2 separate regions of the Mus musculus genome follow, and region 1 is linked to region 2. Evidence: chromatin contacts called from ENCODE Hi-C or POLR2A ChIA-PET data. All regions are on one chromosome and are shown on one strand. The core of a region is the stretch at or near the end of the contact, and the rest is flanking DNA. Distances in the headings are between cores, read along the strand shown.

Region 1 (3,598 bases), core at 992-3,491, 570 kb after region 2:
TCAGTCTGATGGAAACTAGTCCAGGTGACTAGTTTGTTTCAAGTTCACAAAAACTAACCAACTGGGGTGACCTCTTAACTTGACACATACATCACCATTAAACAGTAACCTTTCCTTGTTTATCATCAAGATGTTAATACAACAATATAAAGTATAACCTTCAAAGTTTCCATCTTTAAAAACTTGTTAAAGTTCAGTGACACTAACAATATCCAGTCTTGTAACTATAGTCTCAGAATCAAGTAGTTATTCCAAGAGGGAAGAAAGAACCAAAGCACAGTTAAAAGTGGATCAAAACAAAAGCAAAATCCAGTAATGTAAATAATTTATAATCTAATGTCTGGGACTTACTCATGATCTTCCGGGCTCCAGGGGACTTGGGCAGCTCCATGTCTCAGGCTGGCTCTGCCATCCACAACTCACAGCTTGTCTGGTAGGCTTAAGTAGGCTCCACTCCTCACCTGACATGGTCCTGCAGTCCTAGCATCTCCAGCATGCTGGAGTTTCTACTGCCTCTCCTGGCTCTTTCCAGTTTCAATCTCAGCTCATTTCTGTGACCTCTTAAATCTTGCAGCGTTCATGCCTACACAATCAGTTCCACTATGTGGGGTACACATTACCAAGTCAGGTTTCCTGCTTGAGATAGCCTTGACTGCATCTGGACTGCAGTGTCTGTGTGCTGACCTTTAGGAAGTATATCCAGAAAATTGCACTTTGATGATGCTGGTCTTATTAATCACAACTGATTCTTCATCCCCAGCTAACCATCATTATTTGTCCCAATAAAGGTAGATTCTTAATCCAAATATCACAAGAACATCCCTGGTATCCCTCTGATACTTCATAATGTCTCTCTTCTTTCAATGGTATCTTTCATGTTTCCACAACTCATTACACTCTGAACACTGACCAAAAGCAACTTGTGGGAGGAAGAGATTTAGTTCCTCTTCTAGCTCTCTGGTCACATCCCTCAGTGAGGGAAATCAGAGAAGAAATTCAAGTAGGAGTTTGGAGGCAAGAACTAGCAGGGCCACAGAGAATGCTTATTGGCTTTATTACAAGCAAGGTCCAACTGCTGTGGGACCCTTTCACGTCCATTAGTCAAGAAACTGTTCCACAGGCCAATCTGATGAAAATAATGCCTCAACTCTTTCCTCTTCACAACCAAGTGACTATTTTGAGTCAAGCTGACATAAACTAACCAGCAGTTTGCCAGACAGGTGAAAGGGTGTTGGGTCAGGCACACAGGAGGACAGTCAATGGCTTTATCTTTAAGGGGGCAAAAGCCAGCCCGAGATAATTTTGGCTCCAAGCTTGTAATGTTCCAACTTTCTTCCATTGTGAAGTTACTATCCATCGACCTTGTACTATCTTAACAACTGGGTATGGGTTGGTTTTTCCTGACAACTCGTCGTCCACATTTTTATCAGCCTCTCACACGTGTGTTTTCTTCCTAATAAAGGTTAAGAGGCTATCAGAACTTCTGGTCAGTGTAACTGGTTATTCCAAACTGAGCTGGTTCAAGTGATGGGCTCAGTCCTAGCTTTCTTTGCAACACGAAATACTGGAAAACCGCTCTTGCCCAGGCTTTTATAGAACTCTCGATGTTTGAGGCCTGTTTGACGCAGACCTAAACGGTTTTGAGTCTTTGGCTTATTTAAAACGTCACATTTCAGGAGTGCCACGATCGATTTCTGAAAATCTCTCATTCTCCTTTACCATTAACGTAGGGAGAATGGTGCTATACATCATTGAGCACATGGGAAAACTGTATTGTTCGTATATCTGCTACAAATAAAATAAAAATAAAAAGCCAGACGCCTTTAATCCCAGGAGGCAGAGGATCTCTGAGCTCCAGGAGAGCCAGGTCTACAGAGTGAGTTCCAGGACAATCAAGGCTACACAAAGCCCTGTCTCAACAGAGAAAACGTGTAGGAGGGAGGCGGAGGGCAGAGTGGGGCGAGGAGAGCGACGGGTTTACTTTCGGTACTGTCCCAGTGACTCCGGGTGGACCGGGGGCTCCCAGTCCCCACCGCAGGTCAGCAGCGCACGGGACGTCCGGAGTGAGCATCTGCTCTCCGCGTGGCTGGCAGCACCGATCTCCTTCACCGTCGCCGCCGTTCTAGGACGTCCGCTGTCTTTTAAAAACTGCCGCGCTGCCCCCTACAGGCGCGGGCCAGCATTGGCACCGCCCCTTCCCTGTCAGGGCCGGGGAGGGGACACTGAACACCGAATTCCAAGGGAGGGGCTGCCTAGTCCTCGCGAGGCTTCGTTCTCGCGGAGGTGGCGGCGGCCGGCCGGCCGGTGGGGATGCGCTCGGAAGAGGGGGCCGGAGGCTTAGGCGCAGCCCTGGCTGCGCGGGGCCCGAGCTGGAGGGAGAAACTATCGAGCTCAGAGACCCACTGCCGCCGCGAGTCACCGCGGAAGGAGTCGGCGGCGCCTCCGGCCCCGACCCTAAGTGAGAGCGGGGCCGGCAAGCCTCGCGAGGAGAAGAGGACAGCCCTGAGCAAGGTGGGGGCGGGGCCCGCAAGTCTCGCGAGAGGACGGCTTCTAAGCCCCCCGGTGGGCGGGGCTTGGGGAGGGCGGGGCGGGTTGTTCATCTCAGGGGCGGAGCCTAGTCTCCGAAGTGATGCGGGCTGTTGCGAGCAGTCTGGACTAGGATTAGCGAGTCGGGGTGGAGCTGGGGAGCCGCGGTCCCCCGAGCTCCGGGGAACCTCAGGCTGAGTGGGCGTGGCGGGCGGCAGCACCTGAGTGAACGCAATGGTCATCCCAGGTGGTCCTCCGGCGTCTGCCCCCGGGCCTCACCAAAGAGCAGCTGGAAGAGCAACTGCGCCCCCTGCCGGCGCACGATTACTTCGAGGTGGTGGCTGCGGACCTCAGGTGAGGGCTGCTGCGGGACACCCACTGGTGAAGGATGGAGGACCCCGCGGGCGCTCGCAGTTGCAGTCCCCTCCCAGCTGTCAGTGCACGCCCACGTTAGGAGCGGGCAAGTCACCTCGTCAGCCCGTTACCATGCCTTCCTCGGCGTAGCTTTTAATAAACTGTATGATGAGCAAAACCGGACTGCATCCCTTACACACGTTGAGTCTGGAGTGTTTTCCCTAGTGAGGGACCAGTAACTGAGCCCTGAGAAGTGGAATCTCTCATTGCTTGCACCACCACCCAGCCAGAAGGTTCCCTGCCTGTGGGGATGCGAGCAACGCAGGGCTGACCTAAGCAGCAGATGTCAGTGCCACAGGAATTCGTGGGTTTTCCACGATACTTATTTTTATATCCTTTTATGGTATTCTTTCTCATTTGTGTCATATACGCTTTCCTTTGGGATACCAATTTTGTTTTGTTATTTTTTTTAAAGTCTATTCTAATAAAAATATGAATAATTAAATGGGTATCCTTTGAAAAACCACAGGTGGTTTTCAGGTGGCTGAAGTTTAGAAAAATGGCTAAAAGAACAGTGTGCAATTACTCGGTGTGCAATTCCGGTCCCAGCTTGTAACTTGCACCCTCTGTACGAACAACAGATTTCTCTAAACTTCTGTATTCTTTGTGAAATGGAATGGAATCGTTCCTACCTGTGAAAAGAGTTGTGTGTGAGACG
Region 2 (3,286 bases), core at 695-3,194:
AGACGGCAACAGCTTCCATTACAGATGGTTGTGAGCCACCATGTGGTTGCTGGGAATTGAACTCAGGACCTCTGGAAGAGCAGTCAGTGCTCTTAACTGCTGAGCCATCTCTCCAGCCCTCTTTATTTTTCTTTTATGAGTGTTTTGATGCATATACATGCACCACAAGCATGAAGTACCAAAGGAGGCCAGAGGAATGCATCGGCACCCCTGGGAATGGAGTTACAGACAGTTGTAAGGCACTATATGCTGGGAACTGAGCCCAGGTCCTCTACAAGAGCAGCAAATGCTCTTGACCACAGAACTGTGTCTTAAGTACCATGCCTTTTAATTCTGGTAAATCCTCACATTCTCCTAGCAACATAGAAATATGACCTATATACAATAAAACTCACCCACTTGATGTTTCCAGTTTTCAGTGGCTCTGCTGTGTGAGCCTCAGAACAGTGTATCTTTCAATGCCCAGATGGCTGCATGACCCTAAACTCTTCCTCGTGGATGGTCGTCACACAGAGGCTTTTCAAGGGCAGAGGTGAGCATCAGCGTCCTATCCACCGGGTGCTGCGGGTGCTGTTGTTTCTGCTATCATTGAGGCTGTGCTGGGCATTACTGAGGCTGTTGGAGTACCATGGACATCGGGTCTGCACCTCAGCAGGTCCATGTTTGCTTTACTCTTCTGTCCCTTTAATCTCGTATCTCCTCAGTTCTTTGATTATTGGTGCTTTGTGGAAGTGCATGCGTGCGTGCGTGCGTGCGTGCGTGTGTGTGTGTGTGTGTGTGTGTGTGTGTGTTGTGCATTTCTTGTAGCTTCTTGCTGTGAATGGACCCATGTCTTCCTTACACATAGGAATGTTTGTCCCATAAGGCAAACTCTGCCTCTTCTCTTTTTTGTTTTGTTGCGGGCGGGGGGCGGGGGCGGGGGCGGGGGGCGGGGGGCGGGGGCGGGGGGCGGGGCGGGGGGCGGGGCGGGGGGGAGTATGTCCAGGCTTCACGCCTTGCTGGCTAGCGTCCAGGAGACCTACCTTGTCACCTAAAGAGTGAAAGCTTGAGGTCCTGCCCCGTGTTGGTAAGGAGATGCATCAGGATGACAAGCCTTTGCCACCAGAAACCCTCGGGAGTTTTTCCACGTAATGAACCTCCACGCAGGTCAATCTGAGTCTGCACTCCGCTGCTCCAGAGGAGTTGAAGAGCAAAGATGGTCACTGATCTTGTTTCCCATTTTTCTCCCAGTCAGAACCTCTGGTGGCAGAGATGTTTGTGTAGTCACATGGTGGACCCAATGCTTGTTGTTATGTCCCAGCACACGATCAGGAGTCCCCTGACCCTTCAGGCCTTCAGGAGGGGTCACCATGACCTAGCAAGCGTATCTGTTCTCCTCATTGCTCTAGCTGCCGCGTGGTACCTGCTCACTGGGGTGCTCAGTGGTTGCTGACCACAGAAAGCCCACAGATGACTATTTTCTGCCATCTGCTTCATCTGTGGTGGTTTCACCTCATCCTGCGGCCTTCTGTTGAACTCTCAGAGGCACTGAGGAGCCCTGACAGAGGGCAGGAAGTGGCTAAACGAGAGTGCTTTTCCATCCTCTCAAGGCAGAACAAAACCACAATACTCCCCTCTGCTGAAGGGGCCATTTTGGGGGCTGGGCCAGGGGCCGGAAGTATGTTCCTCCTAGAAGACAACATCAGGCCAGGGCATGGAAGGCCCAACCCCTGCCACAACCATACCAGTAGGCATTGTGCTCAGCAATGTTTTAGTGCTAAATGCAGTGTCCCATTTAGAGTTCTAGGTCTTACCCCATCTCCCTAGAAACCCAGGCAATGACCTGTGAATTTGTGTGCCATGCCTGCCCCTCCCCCATGCTCCATTCACCTCAGTTTTAGTCTGGTAAAGTCGCAGGGCCACGGAGAGTGGCAGCAGCTGGTTGTACTTGCTGGGTTTGCACAATTGCAGCTGTGCCCTGTAGCCCTGCCAATGCTGCCATCTGGAGGTTAGCAGTGCCCCCTGGTGGCGCCTGAGAATCAAGAGTCACGGGGACCTGGGTACAGAAAACTGGACAGGCACACTGATCCACCACATGACTTCAGGGCCTCCCAGTCTCTCACAATGTCCAGCACCCAGCTCAGAGAACAGAATCTAGATGTAGAGAACCCGAGGACATGGGGAAAAGTCACAGGGGAAAGGCAGAGGCAAGGGGATTTCCCACTCCCTTAGTGTCACTGGGACTGAACCATTGAAGTAGCCCTCAGCAAAATGGAGCCAAAACCCCTCTGCACAAAGGCAGGTTGCTGCCTGTAGCCCTCTGCGCTTGTATGGGAAGTGTCTCAACGCCACCACGCCCGGCTATCTCAACGCTTTCTTAGCAGGAGTCTGCACACGGATTTTCTAGCAGGCTACTACTCTGAGTTAATTAGTGATGATGCGCTTTTGGATGCATGGAGCAAGTTCCATGCCTGGCAGTGGTGGAGCATGTGCATGCTTTTAATCCTAGCACTCAGGAGGCAGAGGCGGAGGTGGAGGCAGGAGGATATCTGTGAGTTCAAGGCCAGCCTGGTCCACAGAGTGAGTTTCAGGACAGCCAGGGCTACATAGAGAAATTCTGTCTCAACCAATAACTAACTAACTAACTAACTAAATAAATAAATAAATAAATAAATAGTAAAAAATAAATAAAAAATAAAAGCTCTTATTGTCATCATAGAGTCAGCTAAACCATAGCCACAGCCACCACTCAGCAGACTAACACACAAGCGAGCAGTCCTTGGTGTGATCAGTGCTTTCTCATAATGTTTAGAAAAGTACAAAGACTTCCATTAAGAACTTTCAAACTTAAGGCTGAAGAGATGGCTCAGTGGTTAAGAGCACTGGCTACTCTTCCAAAGGACCCAGGGGTTCAATTCCAAGCATCCACATGGTAGTCTCAACTGTGTGTAATTCCAGTTACGGGGGTGGGAGGGCTGACATCCTCACAGAGACATCCATGCAGGTAGAACACCAATGTTAATAAAATAAAAGAATAAAAAGGTGAAAAAAAGAGTTTTCACAATTAAAATATATCTATAGAAAGGTTGGGTCAAGGCTCAGTGAGGGCTTTCCTCTCTGGACTAGAAGTCGCCAGATCACCCCAAGCTCTGGCCACGGGTAGGTCCTCAGCTCCTTAGGTCCTGTTACTCTCTTCACTAAGAGAAGGGCTTGTACACACAGGGGAGGGCTCCCATCCCTGGGACAGAGTCCCTTCTCATTTCAGAGTGAAGGGTCCTCCCCTTTGTACTTTATCATAGGAAGAGAC

Evidence for each region. Hi-C counts contacts between places; a loop is a spot of excess contacts on that map. ChIA-PET counts read pairs that join two places held with the same protein, here RNA polymerase II (POLR2A).
Region 1: a map of T-helper 2 cell shows a loop between it and region 2 (6-fold over the local background). The contact joins the promoter of Upf3a here to the enhancer-like site in region 2. A Hi-C loop is called at or near these places in 1 of 37 maps with a recorded cell type or tissue (T-helper 2 cell). POLR2A ChIA-PET finds 5 or more read pairs at or near these places in 1 of 5 experiments (Patski).

The regions. Positions count from the first base shown.
Region 1 is chr8:13,783,374-13,786,971 of GRCm38, forward strand. It overlaps Upf3a (UPF3 regulator of nonsense transcripts homolog A (yeast)), which reads left to right and starts at 2,242. Exons shown (of 9, transcript NM_025924.2): 1 at 2,242-2,511; 2 at 2,774-2,880. The coding sequence starts at 2,311. It overlaps Gm46032 (a long non-coding RNA gene), which reads right to left and starts at 1,683. Exons shown (of 2, transcript XR_001778519.2): 1 at 352-1,683.
Region 2 is chr8:13,212,112-13,215,397 of GRCm38, forward strand. No RefSeq gene overlaps it. Among named protein-coding and RNA genes, the nearest start is that of 2810030D12Rik, 13 kb to the left of the region's middle. Within about 2 kb of position 1,945, at least 1 of the 3 ENCODE cell types and tissues checked has a DNase peak (open chromatin) inside an H3K27ac peak, as active enhancers do.